2 separate regions of the Homo sapiens genome follow, and region 1 is linked to region 2. Evidence: read pairs that join two places in POLR2A ChIA-PET (ENCODE). Cell type or tissue: PC-3. All regions are shown on one strand. Each heading gives the region's core, and the rest is flanking DNA. Links, peaks and the distances in the headings are about the cores only. Region 1 overlaps NFIX (nuclear factor I X). Region 2 overlaps SPC24 (SPC24 component of NDC80 kinetochore complex).

Evidence for each region. ChIA-PET counts read pairs that join two places held together with the same protein. Peaks named below come from ENCODE experiments on the same cell type or tissue, not always from the same donor. Only the 100,000 strongest peaks of a DNase experiment are listed, where the experiment ranks them.
Region 1: POLR2A ChIA-PET joins it to region 2 with 6 read pairs; 1 of 35 experiments calls an interaction of 5 or more read pairs at or near these places.

Annotation. Positions count from the first base shown.
Region 1 is chr19:13,047,747-13,058,690 of GRCh38, forward strand. The region is part of intron 2 of NFIX (nuclear factor I X); the gene reads left to right. Among named protein-coding and RNA genes, the nearest start is that of NFIX-AS1, 38 kb to the left of the region's middle. RefSeq lists enhancers at 4,951-8,795, 6,598-7,184, 7,772-8,357, 9,532-10,118. In PC-3, for the core only: a CTCF peak has its summit at 7,662; DNase peaks (open chromatin) are centred at 6,265 and 7,675; H3K4me3 peaks cover 1,786 bases; H3K27ac peaks cover 4,000 bases.
Region 2 is chr19:11,136,031-11,146,017 of GRCh38, forward strand. It overlaps SPC24 (SPC24 component of NDC80 kinetochore complex), which reads right to left. Exons shown (of 5, transcript NM_182513.4): 5 at 9,463-9,987. Among named protein-coding and RNA genes, the nearest start is that of SPC24, 15 kb to the right of the region's middle. RefSeq lists enhancers at 5,225-7,997, 5,522-6,465, 6,466-7,408. In PC-3, for the core only: CTCF peaks have their summits at 6,184 (motif pointing left) and 6,386; DNase peaks (open chromatin) are centred at 6,631 and 7,421; H3K4me3 peaks cover 1,054 bases; H3K27ac peaks cover 2,559 bases.

The DNA of each region.
Region 1 (10,944 bases), core at 4,202-8,201, 1.9 Mb after region 2:
ACTTGCCATGTCCCCTGCTCTCTCTCTCCTGGCTTTCCATCTGCAGTTGCCCATGGTATGGCTGGTCTGTGGACTTGGGGAAGACAGGCCCCTCTCTTTGTCCCATGGTGGCAGCATTCCGGCCCGGTTAATTGCATGCCACCCTTCCCAGGTCCTCTTGTTCCGTCTGCTCGATGAAGGTAAAGGCTGATTTCCCTGGGATCTGCCCATGCTCTGCTTCTCGACCTGTGTTTTCACCTGTAATCAGCAATGCCACTTATCAGTGTCTCTGAACCCTATCTCATTTAAGCCCATGACAGTCCAGTGAACTCGGCACTTTTATAATCCTTGTGTTATGCCTAGAAGCTGGCAGACGGAAGAATCTTGCTCAAGGCCACCCACTAGCGAGCAGCAGCCCTGGGGCCTGTCCCCACCCTGCACATCTGCCCCTCACTGCTGACCACCCTGGCTTATCTCAGGGTCTGATTTCTCCTTGTGAACTCTAAACTCTTCTTTCCAGCTACCAGGCAGATGCCTTGTGGACAGCTTGCCCCCGTATCCACAAGGTACCTCCCAGTACTCCTGGCTGCCCTCTGCTCCCTGCTCCATTCCTTGTCTTGGCTGTGGGCATCACCACCTAGCCAAGCACTTGAGCCCTCACAACCAGACTAACCACAGGCCGGTGAAAGGGCTGAAGCCTCCCTGCCTTTTCACCAGGCTGAGTTTTCAGAACTCAGTGTCTTCTCCTCTCTGTTGTATTTTTTTTTTTTAATTCCCCATCTCCCCAGGTTGGATTTGTCTTTTATTAAGATATAATTCACATAATAAAATTCACTATTTTAAAGTGTACAAGGCCAGGCATGGTGGCTCATGCCTGTAATCCCAGCGTTTTGGGAAGCCGAGGCAGGAGGATTGCTTGAGGCTAGGAGTTCAAGACCAGCCTGGGCAACACAGGGAGACCTCATCTCTGCAAAAAATAAAAAATAAAAAAATTAGCAGTACTTGGATTTGTATTTTATTAAGATTTAAATCACATAATAAAATTCAGTATTTTAAAGTGTACAGGGCCAGGCATGGTGGCTCATGCCTATAATCCCAACATTTTGGGAGGCCAAGGCAGGCAGATCACTTGAAGTCAGGAGTTCGAGACCAGCCTGGCCAGCATGGTGAAACCCTGTCTTTACTAAAAATACAAAAAAAACATTAGCCAAGTGTGGTGATGCAGCCTGTAATCCCAGCTACTCGGGAGGCTGAGGCAGGAGAATCACTTGAGCTCAGGAGGCAGAGGTTGCAGTGAGACAAGATCGCGTCACTGTACCCCAGCCTGGGCGACAGAGCAAGACTCTGTCTAAAAAAAAACAAAACAAAACAAAAATTAGCCATGCACGGTGGTGGCGTGCATTTGTAATCCTAGCTACTTGGGAGGCTGAGGCAGGAGGATTGCTTGAACCCAAGAATTTAAGGTTGCAGCAAGCGATGATCACACTACTGCACTCCAGCCTGGGCAGGCAACAGAGTAAGACTGCCTCTAAAAAAAATAAAAAATAAAAAAATAAACTAAAAATTAAGCATAGGATTCAGTGCCATTTAGTACCTTCACAATGTTGTGTAACCATCACCACCATCTAATTCCAGAACAATTCCATTGCTCCCAAAAGAAACTCCATACCTATTAGTTGTTAGTCCCAATTCCTCATTCCTCCTAGGCCCTGGCAACCGCTAATCTGCTTTGTTTCTATGGATTTGCCTAGTTGTGGATGTTTCATATAAATGAGATCATACACTATGTGGTCTTCATGTCGGGCTTCTTTCACGGAGCATAATGTTTTCAAGGTTCCTATATGTTGTAGCAGCAAGTGTCAGTGGTTCCTTTTTTTTTTTTTTTTGAGACAGAGTCTTACTCTGTCGCCCAGGCTGGAGTGCAGTGGCGCGATCTCTGCTCACTGCAACCTCTGCCTCCTGGGTTCAAGCGATTCTTCTGCCTCGGCCTCCTAAGTAGCTGGGACTACAGGCGCCCGCCACCATGCCCAGCTAATTTTTGTGTTTTTAGTAGAGACAGGGTTTCACCATATTGGCCAGGCTGGTCTCGAACTCCTGATCTCGTGATCCGCTCACCTCGGCCTCCCAAAGTGTTGGGATTACAGGCGAGAGCCACTGCACCCGGCCAGTTCCTTTTTAAGGCCAAATAATATTTAATTGTATGGCTGTGCCACATTTTGTTTATCCATTCATACATTGATGGATATTTGGGCTCTTTCCACTTTGTGGTGTGAGTAATGTTGCAGTAAACATGCATGTACAAGCATTTATGTGGATGTATGTTTTGGATTCTCTAGGGTATATACTTAGGAATTGCCCTGTCCTAGAGTTTCATAACTGCATTCCTTGTGCATCTTGTCTGCCCAGCAGTGCTGTCCCCTTAGTGGGCACCCAGGGTCTCTCTGGGTTGGGCCCCTGCTGACCCTTCCATCACTGCATTTCTTTACTTCTCCTATACTGCATATTCCAGCATTTGGAGCTCTCTATAGCCCCTGAGTGTGCTGTGCTATTCCTGCCTTTGGGCCTCTGCTCATGTGTATCTGGCATGGTCCCTTCCCCTTTTGTCTGACGGCCTCTATCTTTTTACCCCCGGCCTGGCTGTCACCTCCTTGGTGCAGCCTTGTCCCGCATCACTTCTCATCCTCTGAGGCCAGTCCCTCCCTCTGAGGGGGCCTCCATTTTGTCCATTACACACCAGCTTTCAGCTGCAGGGGGGTGTTACCCAGGCAGCTTCTCTGGCTCTGTATCTGTGTGGTTCCTGGCGTCTAGCAGGTGCCAACAAACACATGTGGAATTAACTTTAAGGCACTGCATGTGCTTTTCCAAGTGTGCATGTCACAGATCTGTGTGTGACCCACACAGATTTGTATGTCTGCCCCTGCAGACATACAAATGAATATAGAATCAAGGTGTACCTCCCATTACTCTCTGGACCCCTGGGTGTCGGTGGCCTCATATTTGCTTCTCTGTGACCCAGACAGGACTTGGAGAGCTCTAGAGTGATTCTGAGGAAACCCAGTCCCCTTTAACCCAAACAGGTGACCTAACTGTTCCAGACTACTGGGGAAGCTCTGGTCACAGGGGACATGCGACCTGTCTTTTGGCTCTTTCCCTTCACTCCTCTAAGCATGTGGCTGAGTAGCCTGCAGACAGATGGCCTGTCCCTTCCGTCCTTCCAGACCAGCCCCCTTGGAGATGGCCCTGGGCAGGGAGAAGGCAGGCCCCAAAGCAGCCTCCAGGTCCCGGGAGAAAAGCATAGTTGCTACCCTGGTGTTGTTGGTAATGACTTGGCAGTGGAGGGAGGAGGGTGCATACCTCCAGGAGGATAGTAGCAGGGGAGCCACGGAGTAGCTGCCCCATGGCTTGGGTACTGTGCTGCAGATCTCATCGCTGAAGGTGTGGCTAAGGCTGTCCCACCAGGTGTTTGGGATGCTGTCTGGCCCCTATACCAGCCCCACTCAGGGCCAGAGGGCTCTAAATGAGTCACTCAGCTCTGGCTTTGCCAGGTGGCCCAGGGTAGGGGGATGCCTCAGGTGGGCACATCACGGTGCTGCCAAAGACTCAAGGAGGAAGAGGGGTGTGTCTGGCCACTACCCAGAGCTCACTCAGGGTACTAGGGATGGAAGGGAAGAGGAGGGGAATGCTGTCTGACCTGACAGCATTGCACAAGTCAGCCGTCCTGCAAGGTGGCTCTTTGCTGCTTTTCTTCTCGCTGGTTCTCCCCTGTCCTTCTCTAGCTGGGATTCCAGCTCTAGTCAGCCAGTGACATCTCCCCCGTACCCAGGCCAGTGAGCCAGATTTTTTTCCAAGCCTCAAGTCAGGCAGGTTCGGGGAGGAGACAGCCTCTCAGGCGAGTGAGCTCTAGAGGCCCTTCCTCGGAGAAGCCCAGCCCTCCTCCTCCTCCCTTCTTGGCCCTCTCCTCTCCCTGGGCCTCTTCCCCACGTGGCTCATTACAACTCCAGTTGTTCAGGTCTTGACCTCAAGAGCCTTCCCTATTGACCCCTGACCAGCGATACTAATCTGTGTCAACAGGCCCCAGGGGTTAAAGAAACACAACCCGCCGCTGCCGCCTTAGCAGGTGCCTGGAGGGGGCGGGGCGGCTCCCGGGAGCAGCCGGGCGGCTGCGGGAAGGCACTTCTTAGGCGCCGCCTCCTCCTCACAGCGCCCGCCTTCTCCGCTCCGGCTTCATGCTCTCCAGGTTTCTCCACTTCCTTTGCAGACCTCCCTCCTGCCGATTACCCACTCCTCTGTGCCCCATTTCCCTTCTGTCTTTCCTTTGCTGTCCACTCTGCTTGCAGGATTTGGGACCAAACGCCCTCAGGCATCCAGGTGGTGCCCGGGTTGATATGCAGCTGCCTGCCCTTGCACCTCTGGGGGCTTGTTAAAATGCAGATCCTGGGGCTTGTCCAAGTGGGTAGGTCTGGGCAGGGCTCGTGAATCTGCATTTCCACCTAGTACCCAGGTGCTGTTGGTCCTCCAGGCTTTCCCCCTGCCTCTGCCAGCTGCTGCCTCTCTGAGATGTGCTCTTTTGTCTCCAGGAATGGAGCCATCCTTAGGAGACAGAGGCACACTGCTGGCCATCTAGGCTGGGGGTAGAGCCCAGATGGGAGCCCACCTGGATGGCACGAACCACCTGAGTGATCCCCCTGTTCTCAGAACACAGGTGGGTCACCTGAGGATGTCCTGGTGACGATGCAGGAGCTGCCAGGCAGGACCACCATGAGTCACTGGGGGTCATGCCAGTGAGCTTCCTGCGCTGCTGGCCCTGGCTCTGCTGAGGGCCATGTCAGGGTGAAGGGGGCACACTCCTGGCTTAGATAAGACAATCCAGATTCTCTCAGAGAAACAGTCACATGTCAGACATGTGCCCTTTCTTGGGCTGAACCTAGAGTTGTTCATAGCCTGGCCTTAACCCTGCCGATTCCATATACTGTGCTCATCTCGACCCAGTTGAGGCTGTGCTTCTGTGCTTCTTGGAACGGCTCGGCTCCAGGGCCGTGAGGTTGGCACCCCCTGCACCCGTCCACACACACAGACCAGAGGAGTGAGGATGATGAGGACAGGGACATTAATCACAGTTCTGTTCTGCCTGGCACTGCAGCCCAAGTCCCCAGGAGTCTGTGTCTTCCCATGTTCCCTTCGTCCTGTTCACAGGGAGGTGGAAATCCAGACAGAAACCTGCCTTCTCCTCCATCCCCACTTGAAGCTGCTGGTACTGCCTCTGGCCATCCAGCCTTAAGACGTCCCTTCCTTCCGTGTGGCCCCACAGCCACAGGCTGCCCCTCCTGCACAGTGCACACATGTCTGGCAGGAGATGGCCCAGAGAAGGTGCTAAGCAGAATGCGGGGTAGGGCTTCATCAGGGCCTGGTGTGCTGGGTGGTTTGACAGTGTTTTGTGGGGGTCTTTCCTGTAGCTCCAGGAAACCTAGATGGGGGTCAGGCTGGCTGAGGGAGCACCCTTGGGTGCTGCCCTTTTTCCGAGTGCTCTGCTTCTCTTTGACTTTACTCTCTATCCCCTAGTCACCCCAACCCACTCCTTTTCCTTCTTCCTCTTGGCTGTAGCTCCCTCACAGGGCTGGGGAGCAATAGACAAACTCTCCAAAAATATTTTTTTTAAGTTTCCCAAACTTTTCCAGATGCCAAGAAGGGGCCAGGGAAACTGCAACTGCAGAGGGGGGAAGGGGAGAGGAAATGTTCCAAGGCCTTCCCTCCCTTCCGCCTGGAGGCGAGGATAACTATGGGAGCAGGGTGACTCTGGTGCCCTCAGACAGTCCACCTGGAAGGGAGAAAGGCCCCTAACCATCCCACCCTTGCTACCCTCCAGCCCATCCTCCATCCTCATTCCCAAAGCCCCCAGCAGCATGTAGAGGTAGAGGCAGAGAAGGATGTCAGTGGGGCACCTAGGAACTTCTGGGGTTCAGAAGGGTGGATTTGGGACATATACCCCCACCAGTTGAGGGAGGTCAGGAGCTGAGAAGTAGGAGAATCTGTCCCCAAGGGCTCCCTCCCTGGGAGTCTGGGGCCTGATAGAAGAACCTGCCACTGCTGGGGTTGAGGTGTGGGGGAACAGACAGGAGGGGGTGGTGTGTGAGGACAGTACAGGGATCACTGCCCTCCCCCAGTCCCACCCTCAAGGGGTGCTGCCCCCACCTCTACCATTCTGTCCATCCACTCCCTGGACACCTCCTAAAACAAAGGCCTCTTTGTGGTCCTGGCCTACTGGCCTGCGGCCAGCGGCATTCTTTGCGTGTTTCCTGAGCACGGATCCCAGCTTCGTGGTCAGCTCCTCCCCCACCCAGCCTGCTTCCCGGCCTGACTCCTGGTAGCTCAGAGCAGTCCCCTCTCCTGTCCTGCCCAGGGTCCTCCCCCAGTTCCCGTCTCTACCGTGGACAGATCTGGACAGAGAAGGGAAACTCCCAGGAGCTTGGCCACTGGGCCTTCGGTGGGGGTTGGGGGACAAGTGGAGGTTCAACTCCATCCCAGCTCCAGCTGACTTTGGTGGGTTTCGCCGAGCCTCTGTTGATATGTTCTCATCTGTAAAGATGGGGAAAATAACCACCCCTTGGGGCTATCAGGCAGATTCAATGTCTCCAAAACACAGAGCTCCTGCTTGCCGCAGAGTGGAAGAGGCAGTGTGTAACTCGAGCTCCCCATTTCTGCACTGCTCCCTGGGTTCCTAGGGGGCTGGAGGTGGGCTTGGTGGGCGGCTGAGGAGCTCAGAGGAGTCTCCAGAGTCTTGGGTGGGACGTTTCCCTGCACTCCTGTGGGTGCCCCAAACCTATGGCCCACTCCTGGGAGTGCTGAGGCCAGTACCCCAGGGAGTCCTACTCCAAGAGTCGGAGCTGGGTCCGTAGCAAGTGGCCTGCCTGTCCTAGGCCTGGTCTTGCTCTGTGTGCCCCCAGCCCCTCCTGGCATCCATGTCACTCTGTAACAGCAGTGGGGTGTCCTCCCTGGGTTAGGCATACAGGGTGGTTGGTGCCTAGAGCCCTGAAAATAGCAGACCTGAGGAGGGCGGGGGTAGGGGGACCAAGGAGGGATGGCCCAGCTTTTGGAGAACACTTTCGAATGTCAGCAGATGCACACCCTTCAGTCACCAGCCACAGTCACACACAGAGACACACACAGTCCTAATGAAGTCCTAGATCACTGCTTTGGGGGGTTTTCCCCCCCTCTTGTTAAAAAATGTTCATAATTTGGAAAGAAAAGGAGCTTTTTACAAGCTGGCGGCTCTAGAGAACTTTCCGTCGGTTCTTTCTGGCCTCGTGATGGGTGGGGCCCACTTTTCCCTTCCTTCTCTCTCTCCCCCGCTCTCCTAATAATCCCCCCTTTCCAGCCTCACCAAACACACACACCCTTTAGGAGACCTCCCGCCGGCTGTCACCCCAAGAAAGCTGGAGGAAAGCCGAGGACCTGTCTGTGCCCTCCTGGGCCCCATCCAAGCGCCAGGCACAACCCTCCCCCCCTCCCCACTCCTCCCTCCCACTTAGAGGTTGGCCCCCACAGGCCTAGAGTCTTCAGATTGCTAAGCTTCCCAGAATCTGTGCCTGGACCCAGGCCCAGCAGCCTGCCTGCCCTTCCCCGAGGGCCTGCCCCACTCTCCCGCAGGGTGAGGGTCCCCCGAGTCCTTCTTGCATCCGGGGGCCCCGCCAGGGAGGGCAGTGCTGAGCTCACCGCCTCGGCATCTGCCCTCCCCCTGCCTCTGGTGCGAGGGCCGGCCGCACTCCCGCCAGTGCCTTGCTCCCTAATAGCTTTTTAAGTCCAACCACATGTGTCTGTGGAGTGAGGAGCCGCCCCTCACGGGGCCTCGGCTCTCCTCCTCCCTCAGCCAAGACCACCCTCCACTTGGAGCAGCCTCAGGGCTGGGGGAGGGGGGGGTCTGCCTCCTGAGAGCCCATCTGCTCGCCCCGGGCCTAGCTGAGGAAGAAGGGGGCGGGGGTCTCTTTTGGGAGTGTCGCGTGAGGCCAGCCCTCAGGCTCGGCTGGCCCCAGGTTCCCCAGCCTCTCCTCTGGGTCCTGCAGTCTAGGATCCTCTCTCTCTGTAGGGCAGGCCAGGAGGGACTGGCTTCTGGGTGTGGGAGCCTGGGTGAGGAGTCCTCATCTCACCTCGCGCCTCCCTGGCCAGGGACTTTGGCCAGCAAATCTCTCCTTGCACCCAGCCCCACGGAGGTGACCCCCCAGTCGCCCCTCAACTCAATATACGTGTGGTTCCCTGTGCGTGTGAGTGGTCTGTGGGGAGGCCTGTGGGGTGCGGTTTCGCAGGAGGGGAGTGAGGGCTGAAAAGCAACGAGCTAGCAGGCTTGGGGTCCTAATGAGAAAATTGCTTCCAGCCAGGGAGCCCTGCTCTGCGGCTGAAATTGCATCCAGCCCCAGCCAACTTTGCTGCCGCAGTACCCGCCCTTCGGAAGGAGTTGGGGAAGCAGGCGGGCAGGGGGAGGAGCGGGCTTTGCACATGACTCAGGCCCCCCCACCGCCCCGTTCTATATGAACACACCTTGAAGAGTCTCTTCTGCCTCACGGGGAGGAGCTTGAGGGTCAGGCTTGGCTCTGGACCCGACCGTTTGATCCTTGGGAGGCAGAGGAGGGAGTGGGGAGGGATTTCCTTTCTGTTTTGCTCAGTTCTGCTGCACTTATGAGGTGCTCACTGTGTGCAGAGGGCTTGGAGAGGTGAGCTTGCATAGGCTGGGCCCACATAGGGTGGGCCCACCCACCCGGTGGTATTCACTCTTACTGTTAAAGGGTGTTAGGAGCACTTTGTTTTCACAAAGATCCTGCGTGGAGTCCCGCCTTCTAGGATGCTTCATTTGAAATTCGGCCTCCCTGGAGTGGGGTGGGACCCTCTTGCCTGTCCTTCCACTCGGGAGCCCAGTGCCTACACCCGAGGCCAGGGAACCCAGGGGTGAAAACCTGGCTTAGCTACATTCTTCTTTCTGTTCCTCACTTACTTGGACCATTGAGCAGAATCAGCTGCAGAATTTGTGGGGCCCAGTGCAAAATGCAAACTCAGGGCACCTTGTTCAAAAATTAAGAATTTCAAGACAGCAACAGTGGAAGTCAAGGTTATGAAGCCAGCCCTGCTTCCAAGGAAAGCTGGTACCACCCAGCAGCCCACTGGTTCAGGGGCTGTGGCCTTTGCCCTGATCTGAAACAGGAGGTTCCACCTGCTTGTTTCCTGGATCCTGGGGAATCTCTTCCCAACCTGGGACGGTGGTCTCCCTGCTGCTGCATCCCTCAGAGACTCTAACTTTCTGGATTTTAGAGATGTTGCTTAGGGAGGAGGGCTATGAGGGGAGGGAACAGAATGAGAATGGATCACACCTTCAGTGCTTAGAGAGTCTCAGGGCAAGGCCGCACTTGTCACCCTTAGGTGAACCTGACAGTGGAACCATATCCCTGGTGAGGTGGAACCTGCAGCCTGCTGGGCCCAGCCAGTAGCGGGTCAGTGGGACCTTCCCCTCCTCGGGTGGAGCCTCCCCCACCAATGACAAGTTCTGACGGCTGTGCCTGTGCAGAGCGGGGAGCGAGCAGGAGTGCTTGGAGGGAGGGAAGCAGGCAGGAGGAAGGAAACAACCCCATTGTCATCCCCCAAATTACTGGCTGGGATGGCAGGGGAGGAGGCGGAAAGCCGACATTGTTTACTTAATTAAAAGTAAACAACAATTTGCCGCTGCCAGCCTCCCATTAGCTGTGTGCGAGGAGCCCTACGAGCTGCAGACTCGGCTTTCGCTCCCACCAAGCCGGCTCCTGATGCCACACCCCCAGCCTCGGCTCCCCAGGGCCCCGGGCCCTCCCCTGCTCATGTCCTCCTCAGGCTGAGGAGAGGGGAACAAGCTATTAAAAGTAAATAAATACATAAAAAGAAAACCCACTAGTGTCTCAGAGTCCTGTGGGTCAGGATAAGAATGTCAGAAACTGTCATGTGGCAGGCCAGCATGGGGCCTAGAGACCCCTGAGTGTGTACACTGAGGTCTGGTTGTGGTGGGCTGGGCAGGGCAGGGGGCACTTCTTTGTCCAGTAAGCCAGATGTTGGACTACCTGGGGAAGGCAGCCCCTCCCTTCCTCCCTCCCTCCCCGCAACCGAGGCCCTAGTCTATACTACCTGGAAGCCTGGGCCTCTCTGCCCCAACTCCCACTTTTTCCTTTTCCCTTTTAGCAGCTTATAAACATCCTTCTCCCATCTTTTTGGCTCTGCTCCCAGAAGGGGGCTGTTCAGGGATCCTGGAGGGCTGGGGAGAGAGGCAAGCTCCTTGGGGCCTGAGGGGAGAAAGACAGCTGGAACTGGCCCCACCCCCAGGACAGTACAGCTACAAGTGACCCTAGGAACAGGGGAGGGGGTTGCCCTAAGTTGGGGTGAGGTGGGGACCCTCCCAGCTCCTGCTTCTCTGGAGCCTTCAAGCAGGAGGGGTGGTTGGATGGCAAGAGGGGTTTTGCATGGGCTTCCACCAGGCTCCAGGGGCTAAGCAGGACACCTTTCCAGGGATCTGTCCTCAGGAAAGCCCTCACCTCTCCTGTAGGCCCTGCCTGCAATTATGTAGAGCACAGGCTTCCATCTGGACCTCGGTAGGCATGACCTGAGGCCCATGACTTTAAAAGCTCAGGATGTGCGCTGGGCGCAGGAGCTCACATCCGTAATCAATGCCAGCACTAGGAGGCCCAGACCAGAGGGTCGCTTGAGCCCAGGGGTTCGAGACCAGCCTGGGCAACATAGGGAGAACTTGCCTCTTCTAATAGTTAAAAAGGGGTGGTAGCATGCACCTGTGGTCCCAGCTACTTGGGAGGCTAAGTAGCTGGGACCACAGCTGCATGCTACCACCCCCAGCTAATTTTTTAGGAGAGCTAGGAGGGTCCTTAAGCCCAGGAGTTTGAGGCTGCAGTGAGCTATGATGGCACCACTGCATTCCAGCCTGGGTGACAGAGCAAGACCCTGTCT
Region 2 (9,987 bases), core at 5,758-9,757:
ACTTCATTAGAGAAACTCCCCCTGAAGAAAACTTCCTTCCTGCCAGTTGCTTTTCTGTCCCCATACTCTGTTTAATATTCTTCTAGAATATTCTTCTAAAATGTAGCAATTTTTTGTATCTATTCTAAAAATGGAGGCCAAGGAAGGCAGATCACTTGAGGTCAGGAGTTTGAGACTAGCCTGGCCAACATGGTGAAACCATGTCTCTACTAAAAAGGGTAAGATTTTGAGGCTGCAGTGAGCTATGACGGCACCATTGCACTCCAGGCTGGGCAACAGAGCGAGACACCATCTCAATAAAAAAAAAAAAAAGCAGGGTGCGGTGGCTCAAGCCTGTAATCCCAACACTTTGGGAGGCTGAGGCAGGCGGATCATGAGGTCAGGAGTTCGAGACCAGCCTGCCCAACATAGTGAAACCCTGTCTACTAAAAATACAAAAAAATTAGCCGGGTATGCTGGCAGGTGACTGCACCATAAAAAATGTTCAAGATTAAACAGGGGGACGGTGAGGTAACCCAGAAATAAGCAACAGCAGAAAGCGCCACCACCACAAAACCAGGAGAGGAAGATGTGGTTTCTGGAGCCTGGGAGCTGGTGAGAGCCAGAAACTCATAGGAGGGAAAGAAGTGCTGCAGACATGGTCCCCAGCAGAGCGAGGCGGGGAAGAGCCCAGCCTGTCCCCCGCTCCAGGCTCTATCTCCCACCAGTGCCTCCCACGGGCTGAGCCCAACAGGGACAGGCTGATGAAGCCCAGGCAATGGTGCCTTACTGGGTGGATCGAAGGAGGGACAGGGTTGGCCCAGGGGTGACACGACACTGGGGTGGTTAGGTCCACAAACGTGGCTCATGCCTGTAATCCCAGTACCTTGGGAAGCTGAGGCAGGAGGATTGCTTGAGCCCAGGAGTTCAAGAGCAGTCTGGGCAACATAGCAAGACCCCATCTCTAAAAAACGTTTTTAAATTTCTGGGCTCAGTGGCTCATGCCTATAATCCCAGCACTCTGGGAGGCCGAGGCAGGCGGATCACCTGAGGTCAGGAGTTCAAAACCAGCCTAGCCAAAATGGCAAAACCCCGCCTCTACTAAAAATACAAAAATTAGTTGGGTGTGGTGGCGCATGCCTGTAATCCCAGCTACTTGGGAGGCTGAGGCAGGAGAATCGCTTGAACTCGGGAGGCCGAGGTTGCACTGAGCCAAGATCGCACCACTGCACTCCAGCCTGACAGAGCGAGACACTGCGTCAAAAAAACAGACAACAACAACAGAAAAAGTTTTAAAATTACCAGCCGGATGCGATGGCGCACACCTGTAGTCCCAGATACTTGGAGGCTGAGGTGGGAAGATCTCTTGAGTCCAGCACTTTGGGAGGCCAAGGTGGGCGGATCACCTGAGGTTGGGGGTTTGAGACCAGCCTGACCAACATGGAGAAACCCCATCTCTACTAAAAATACAAAATTAGCTGGGTGTGGCGGCGCATGCCTGTAATCCCAGCTACGCGGGAGGCTGAGGTAGGAGAATTGCTTGAACCTGGGAGGAAGAGGTTGCGGTGAGCCGAGATTGCACCATTGCACTCCAGCCTGGGAAACTCTGTCTCAAAAAAACAAAACAAAACACAACAAAAACCCAAAAAGAGCAGACTGACCAGGCCGTCTGGGTTCATAACCTGGCTCTGCCACTGACTCGCTGGGTGACAGGCACCTCAGAGCCTCAGTTTCCCCACCTGACAATGGAGACAAAGCTAATCTCCCCCTCCCCAGGGGCTCTGGAAGTGGGGCAGGATGGGGCTGCGCAGGCGCTCGGAGACAAAGGCAGGGCCTGTCATCTTTCCTGCGTCCACGGGGTGGCACTTCCTTCCTGCCTTCCGCCTTTTGTTTTGGGACGCTTCCAAAACGCCCCTGGGAGGGAAAACTGAGCAGCCCACACAGGAAGCGTCCTGGAGCCTGCACACAGGCGCTCGATAATTGCTCGATTGACGAAATTGGTGCTCAACCAAGTGGCAAACAGGATAAGCGGGCTCAGATGGCCAGGAAAACGGGAGGGCCTGGGAGGTGGCGGCTCGAGGGTGCTGAGACTGAGACGGGAGGGTGGGCAGGACCGGGGTGCATCCCCAGGCAGGGGTGGGGACTGGGAGCACAGCATGGGTGGGGCATGGCCCAGAGGAGAGGCCAGAGGTGATGGAAGGTTCTGGTATTCGGCCTTGGCTGCTGCATTGGGAGCTTGTATCAGAGCTTTGAGGGTGACACAGACATGCAGACATTCAGTTTCCTGACAATCCATCGTTCTGCCCCGATGGTCGCCAAAGGGAGGGAGGGTTGACAGCCACCCATTTTACAGAGAGAAATAGGAGGCTCGGGTCACTGTGGCTGGATTCTGATCCTCGCCGGTTCCAGTTCTCTGGCTCAGAACGGGGCCCTGGTAAAATGCGCTGCTGGCTCCCTGGTCTATAGGCTCAGCACCCACCCACCCACCCACTTGTCCTGCAGGGCTGGGGGCAGCCTGCAGCTTGGGGAACGCCACCCCTGCAGGCTGGTGGTCCTGTCCTGTCTCCGCAGGCTCAACAGCTCTGGCCAGGACAGGGTGGAAGGTGGGAGGAATTTGTCCCACTCCCAGCAAGTCTGACACCCACAACTAGTGTCCCCTGCTGTCCCTCCCCTTCTCCTGTCCCCAGGCCGTTCCCCTTCCAGCAGCCCGAGGCATCCCAGACCACAGCTGTCTGCAGTGAGTCAGCCTGGAGCCTCTGGGCTGAGCCGCGGCTGCCAGAGGGAGGTGGGGAGAGGGGTGCAGGCTGCCCTGCCCTGCAGCTGGCCCTGGCCTAATCCCCTCCCCGCTCCCCAGTCTGGGGTCAGCACCCTCCTCCCTTGCAGGCAGTGATTTTCCGTGATGATGAAGGAATAAAAAAGCCACGGAGGGTTCTGAGTGGGAGTCCCTGGTCCCCATCACCCCACTGAGCATGGCCGCTGGGGTTTCCTGGCAACTTTCTGCTCCATCCGGAGCCGTCCCTCCCCTGGGCTGGGCTGCTCTGGGGCTGTTCCTGGGATGGGGAGCGGGGAGCTTGGGAGTAAATAGTGACATCAGCCACCTAGACAGGCGGGGCCACTGTGTCAAGGGGCCATGTCAGGTTCCCTTCTCCCAGAGCTGGGGCTTGTCTTGGAATTGGAAAATCCTCCCCACATTGCCCTGTGGACTGCAGGCCTGGCGTGATCAAGGACCCCTGCCCTCCTGCCATCCCCCTTGGTCTCCTCCATGCCAGCCTTGCTGTTTCCCCTGCCTGGCTCACAGTCTCCACACCTTTATCCCCTGGGGGCTCAAGTCTGGGACAAATGACACCTCCTCCCTGGGCCTCCCACAGAGCCACAGAGCGTCACCCCCCACCACCCCACAGCGTTCATTTGTGGGTCAGGATTAAGAGCACAAGCTCTGAACACACTCAGCTCAGATTAAAGCCCTGGCTCTGCCACCCGTCTACAGAAAAACTGACACAGTGGCCTCCACTGGGGTGTGGCTCCATGAAGGAGGGTCTGGCGGGCCACAGGCTTACAGTACTCATTTCTCTTTTCTTTTCTTTCTTCCTTCATTTCCTTTCTCTCTCTCCTTCCTTCCTCCCTCCCTCCCTTCCTTCCTTCTTTCTTCCTTTGTTTCTCTCTCTTTTTTTTTTGAGACGGAGTCTCGCTCTGTCGCCCAGGCTGGAGTGTAGTGGTGCGATCTCAGCTCAAGGCAACCACCACCTCCTGGGTTCAAACGATTCTCTTAGCCTCCTGAGTAGCTGGGATTACAAGCACGCACCACCACGCCTGGCTAGTTTTTGTGTGTTTAGTAAAGATAGGGTTTCACCATGTTGGCTGAGCTGGTCTTGAACTCCTGACCTCAAGCAATCTGCCCCACCTCGGCCTCCAGAAGCGTTGGGATTACAGGCGTGAGCCACCACACCGGCTTCTCCTCTCCCTCTCCTCTTTCTCCTTTTCCTTCCTTTCTTCCTTCCTTCCCTTCCCCTTCCTTCCTTCCTTCCTTCATTCTTTCTTCCCCCCGCTCCCCCCTCTTTTTTTTTGAGACAGGGTCTTGCTTTGTCACCCAGGCTGGAGCGCAGTGGTGCAATCCTAGCTCACTGCAGCCTTGACCTCCCAGGGTTGAGGCAATCCTCCCACCTCAGCCTCCCAAGTAGCCAGGACTACGAGTGCACGCCACCATGCCTGGCTAATTTTTTAGTTTTTTTTTGTAGAGACAGGAGTCTCACTGTGTTGTCCAGGCTGGTCTTGAACTCCTCGGTTCAAGCAATCTTCCTGCCTTGGCCTCCTAAAGTGCTGGGATTACAGGCGTGAGCCACAGCACCTGGCCCAGTCCACATTTCTAAGTAAATATGGGAGGCCAGCCAGGTGCAGTGGCTGTAATCCCAGCACTTTGGGAGGCCGAGGTGGGTGGATCACCTGAGGTCAGGAGTTCCAGACCAGTCTGGCCAACATGGTGAAATCCCGTCTTTACTAAAAATACAAAAATTAGCCGGGCGTGGTGGCTCATGCCTGTAATCCCAGCACTTTGGGAGGCTGAGGCGGCAGATCACAAGGTCAGGAGATCGAGACCATCCTGGCTAATACGGTGAAACCCGTCTCTATTAAAAATACAAAAAATTAGCCGGGCATGGTGGCAGGAGCCTGTAGTCCCAGCTACTCAGGAGGCTGAGGCAGGAGAATGGTGTAAACCCGGGAGGCAGAGCTTGCAGTGAGCCGAGATGGTGCCACTGCACTCCAGCCCAGGTGAGAGTGTGAGACTCCGTCTCAAAAAAACAAAATAAAACAAAAAATACAAAAATTAGCGGGGCGTGATGGCAGGTGCCTGTAGTCCCAGCTACTTAGGAGGCTGAGGGAAGAGAATCACTTGAACCCGGGAAGCAGAAGTTGCAGTGAGCCGCGATCGCATCACTGCACTGCAGCCCGGGTGACAGAGCAAGACTCCATCTCAAAAAAAAAAAAAAAAAAAAGGGAGGCCACTGGAGGTTGTGGGGCCACCATGAGAGTCGACAAGGGTGGCCCACATTCCTAGATGAGTTGCCTGGAGGCTGTAGTCCCAGACCTCAGGGGGGTCCCCTCCGGAACCCAAACACTGTCATGCCAATGACACAAAACTGGTCTTCCTGGCCTCTCCCATCCTGTCCAGCCTAGAAGGGAGACTGAGACTTCAGATCCGACAACCATGGGTTCAAATCCAGCCTTGAAAACTTCCCATGCACAGGCAAGCCCCATTGCGATCTGTTTCTTTTCTTTTCCTTTCTTTCTTTTTTTTTTTTTTTTTTTTTTTGAGACAGTCTTGCTCTGTCACCCAGGCTAGAGTGCAGTGGCGTGATCTCGGCTCACTGCAACCTCCGCCTCACAGGTTCAAGCGATTCTCCTGCCTCAGCCTCCCAAGTAGCTGGGATTACAGGTGCCCATCACCGTGCCCAGCTAATTTTTGTATTTTTAGTAGAGACGGGAGTTTCACCATCTTGGCCAGGCTGGTCTCGAACTCCTGACCTCGTGATCTGCTTGCCTCAGCCTGCCAAAGTGCTGGGATTACAGGGGTGAGCCACTGTGCCCGGCTGCGATCTGTTTCTTTTAACCGTAAACTGGGAAGAACTTTGACCACCTCTTAGTCCAGAACTATCAGGGAAGGGGCACTGAATGCCAGGCTGGAGGAGGGTTGCATGAAAGGCTTGACCCCAGCTACTCAGGAGGCTGAGGCAGAAGGACTGTTTGACCTGATGAATTCGAGGCTGCAGTGAGGCTGTGATCGCGCCACTGCACTCCAGCCTAGGCAATAGAGTGAGACCCTGTCTCTAAAAAAAAAAAAAAAAAAATGGCTCAGCCATCCCAAGCTGCTCCCAGCTGCCTGCCCCTCTAGGTGGCCCCCACTACTGGCCTGAGGATGCACTTTATCCCCGCCAGGGCCTGAGGAGTCCTGGGGAAAGGTACCCAAGTCTAGTCCTCAGGAGAAGCCGCCCAGGGAGCACTAGGGCCCGAGGAAGGGTTCAACCTCGAGACTCCATAGCCCCTGGGCTCCCGTCCCCAGAAACACCAGTTACGAGCAGGGGGCTGGCCATGGTGTGAATTCATGACCTGCACACCTCTTGCCGTAATGACTAAGTGGCTAGAGCTTCAGGCTGCCCCACTGCTGCCCTCTGGAGCTCGAGCAGGTGCAGGTGTGGGTGCCCACCCTGGCTTGGCCTCTTCTCACCTGGGTGGCTTCGGACACAGGGTGGACTCCTCAAAGGGGCTGCTTCCCATCTGAGAAGCCAGCATAATCCTCCAGGGGCTACTGATATACACACGCTGCCCCTGGTCCTGAGTTAGATCACCCTGCCCCTAGGGAGGGCTTGGGGGCTTCACTGCTGAAGTTCAGACTCCAGGGTGGTCCTTGTCCTGTGTGCCTCAGTTTCCCCATCTGTAAAATGGATGGTCCTGGGGCTGAGCCTCAGTGCTGCAGGGACTAGTGTGGAACCCTGTGTCCTGGTGCCTGAAACCTTACTCCCACCTCAGCAGGGCTGGGCTGAGCCATCAGCAAGCCTCTGGCCGGCCTCCATCATTCAGGAAAGAGCCGGTGGCTGAAGGCACAGCTCTCAGAGGGAGAACAAACGGGGGCGGGGGTGGGATGGGGGCGGGGCCGGAGGCCACCGGCCTCAGGCTGTCCTGGGCATCCAGCCAGTGCTGGGCAGTGAGTCAGGGGCCAGGCATGTGGAGTGGGGCCTCTCCCAGCCCCGGAGATCAGGCACCTCCCGGAACCCGCCTGCTGGGCCCCCACCAGGCCGCGTTCCTCTCCCACTCGCTCTCCCCATAGAGGGGACCCTGGACCTGCCTGGGGGGGACGAGGATGGGGATGTGGCTGGTGGGCACAGGGCCTCTCTGAGCCCCGGCACAGGCCGCCTGATGGGACCGTCTCTTCCTTGGGGAAACTGAGGCCCAGGTTGCTGGGGTGGAGGGGATGTGGAGTGACAGGGCAGGGCAATGGCTCCTCGGCCCCCTCCGGGAACAAAGCCAGGTCATTCCTGTGGGGAGGGAGCGCCAACCCCAGGGTTGGGGGGGGCACGGGCCCTGGGTCAGGGGTACAGATAAGCCTGGGCTCCCAGAACCCTTGTCACAGCGGCACCCCTGCCCCATGCCTGCTTTCTCTCCAGGGCACTCAGAGCTGCAGTTTGCAGGACGAGAGGGAGACGTGCCCAATCCCCCCATCCCAGGACGCTCAGCCGTGCGTGGGCTGGGCCCACTCCACTCCCGGCGCCCACAGTTGCCCCAGTGAACCGGCCAGTGGAGGCATCCTGTCCCGTGTGCGGGAAAGGAATGACCGCCAAGGTGACAGCAGCGCTTAGCCAACCCTGGCGCTGACACCTGACTTGCAAACTGCTCCCTGCCTGAGGCTTCAAGGCAGGCGAGAGGCTTTGTGTGTGTGACTTCCTCCCCGAAGGGACACTGGCAACAGCTGGAGACATTTCCTGTTGTTAAGGCTGAGGGGGAGCTGCTGGCATTTGGTGGGTGGAGGCCAGGGATGACGTTAACTGTTCTACTACGCCCAGGACAGCCCCCAACACACACAACAGCCTGGCCCAATGTCACGAGAGCTGAGGTGGAACAGCCCTGTTCTGCTTCAGGTCTTCAGGTCTTTGGGGGTCAAGGATGCAAATAGAGGACTCTGCTCCCAATTCAGCTCACATAAAAGAACCGGCCGGGCGCTGTCGCTCATGCCTATAATCCCAGCGCTTTGGGAGGCCGAAGTGGGAGGATCGCTTGAGCCCAGGAGTTTGAGACCAGCCTGGGTAACATAGCAAGATCCCATTTCTACGAAAGTACAAAAATTACCTGGGCACGGTGGCATGCACCTGTAGTCCCAGCGGCTTGGGAGGCTGAGGTGGGAAGTTTGCTTGAGCCCAGGAGGTTGAGGCTGCAGTGAGCCGAGATCATGCCAGTGCACTCCAGCCTCGGCGACAGAGTTAGACTCTATCTCAAAAAAGAAAAAAGAGAGAAAACCCACCAACTTGGAAAATTAAAACAGCCCCAAGGGCATCTAGGAACAGTTAACTGCACATCTAAACCCAGGCCCGCCGTTCTTAGAAGCTCTGCAAGCTGCATGGACTGACTCCTGACATTTCAGGGCTAGACTCAAAAATCCCTTTAAAAAAATTTTGTTTCTGAGACGGAGTTTCACTCTTGTCCAAGCTGGAGTGGAATGGCACGATCTCGGCTCACTGCAACCTCCACCTCCTGGGTTCAAGTAAGTCTCCTGCCACAGCCTCCAGAGTAGCTGGGATTACAGGTGCCCGCCACCATGCCTGGCTAACTTGTATTTTTAGTAGAGATGGGGTTTCACCATGTTGGCCAGACTGGTCTTGAACTCCTGATGTCAGGTGACCCACCTGCCTTGGCCTCCCAATGTTGCTGGTACTACAGACATGAGCCACCATGCCTGGTCTCTTCTTTTTTTTTTTTTTTTTTTTTTTTGAGACAGTCTCGCTCTGTCGCCCAGGCTGGAGTGCAGTGGCTCGATCTCGGCTCACTGCGAACTCTGCCGCCTGCGTTCACGCCATTCTCCTGCCTCACTCAGCCTCCTGAGTAGCTGGGACTACAGGTGCCCACCATCATGCCCGGCTAACTTTTTGTATTTTTAGTAGAGATGGGGTTTCACCGTGTTAGCCTGGTCTCGATCTCCAGACCTTGTGATCCGCCCACCTCGGCCTCCCTAAGTGTTGGGATTACAGGCATGAGCCACCGCGCCCGGCCCCCTTTTTTTTTGTTGTTGACACAGGGTCTCACTTCGTCCCCTAGGCTGGAGTGATGTGGCGCAGTCGTAGCTCACCACGGCAACTTCCTGGGCTCAAGCGATCCTCCCACTTCAGGCCCCGAAGTAGCGGGGGATACAGGCAGGCACCACCATGCCCGGCTAATTTATTTTTTTCTTAGTAGAGGTGGGGTTTCGCAATGTTGCCCAGGCTGGTCTCAAATTCCTAGACTCAAGTGATTTGCCCGCCTAGGCCTCCCAAAGTGCTGGGATTACAGGCATGAGCCACAACAGCTGGCCCCTTTCTAAGACAGGGTCTCATTCTGTCACCCAGGCTGGAGTGCAGTGACACTACCATGGCTCACTGTAGCCTCAACCTCCCAGGCTCAAGTGATCCTCCTGCCTCAGCCGCCCGAGTAGCTGGGACTACAGGCAAGCACCACCAGACGCTGTTAAAGCTTACTGTTCCCTCTGCCTAAAAACGCCCCTCTCTGATTAAGAACTGCACTTAAGTTCAGTCGTGGAAAGGGACATGATGAAACCCAAGCCCAAGTTCACGGAACTAACACATTCAAGGGCAAAGCTGTATCTGGGGACAACTGTCAGTGGGACCCAACCTCCCTCTCTCCTCCCTCAGGCAGGCAGGTGGTGTGCACGCCTCCTTTCCTTAGCGGTACCCAAAACACCGAGGATGGGAGAGTGATGAACACATTGATTGGCCGGCCCTGGACTGGAGTACATGTTCAGTTAGGGTTTATTTTGGTATCTGTCATAGAAAACCCCCAAAACCAGCAGCTTACACAAGGTAGAAGTTGAGATTGGTTCTCCCCTTCTCTCTCCCATTTAAATAAGTTTGTGCTGATATCTGGCTCTGCCATCATCAGGGAACCAGGCTCCTGTCATCCCTAAAGGACGGCACTCGTCTGTACACGTGGCAGTATGGCTGCCAGGGCTCCAGCCATCACACCCACATTCCAGGAAATAGGAAGGGGGAAGAAAGGGTGTATTTGTCTTTTAAGAATCCTTCTAGAAGTGTCATGTAACATTTCCACATACATTTCACTGGCCAGACCTTAACTATAAGGGCAGCTGGGAAGTGTTGTATTTTAACTCCCAAAGTGCTAGGATCACAGGCATGAGCCACCACACCAGGCCAAATTTTTTAATTTTTTTGTAGAGATGGGGTCTTGCCATGTTCCCCAGTCTGGTCTCCAACTCCTGGGCTCAAGTGATCTGCCGGCCTCTGCCTTCTACAG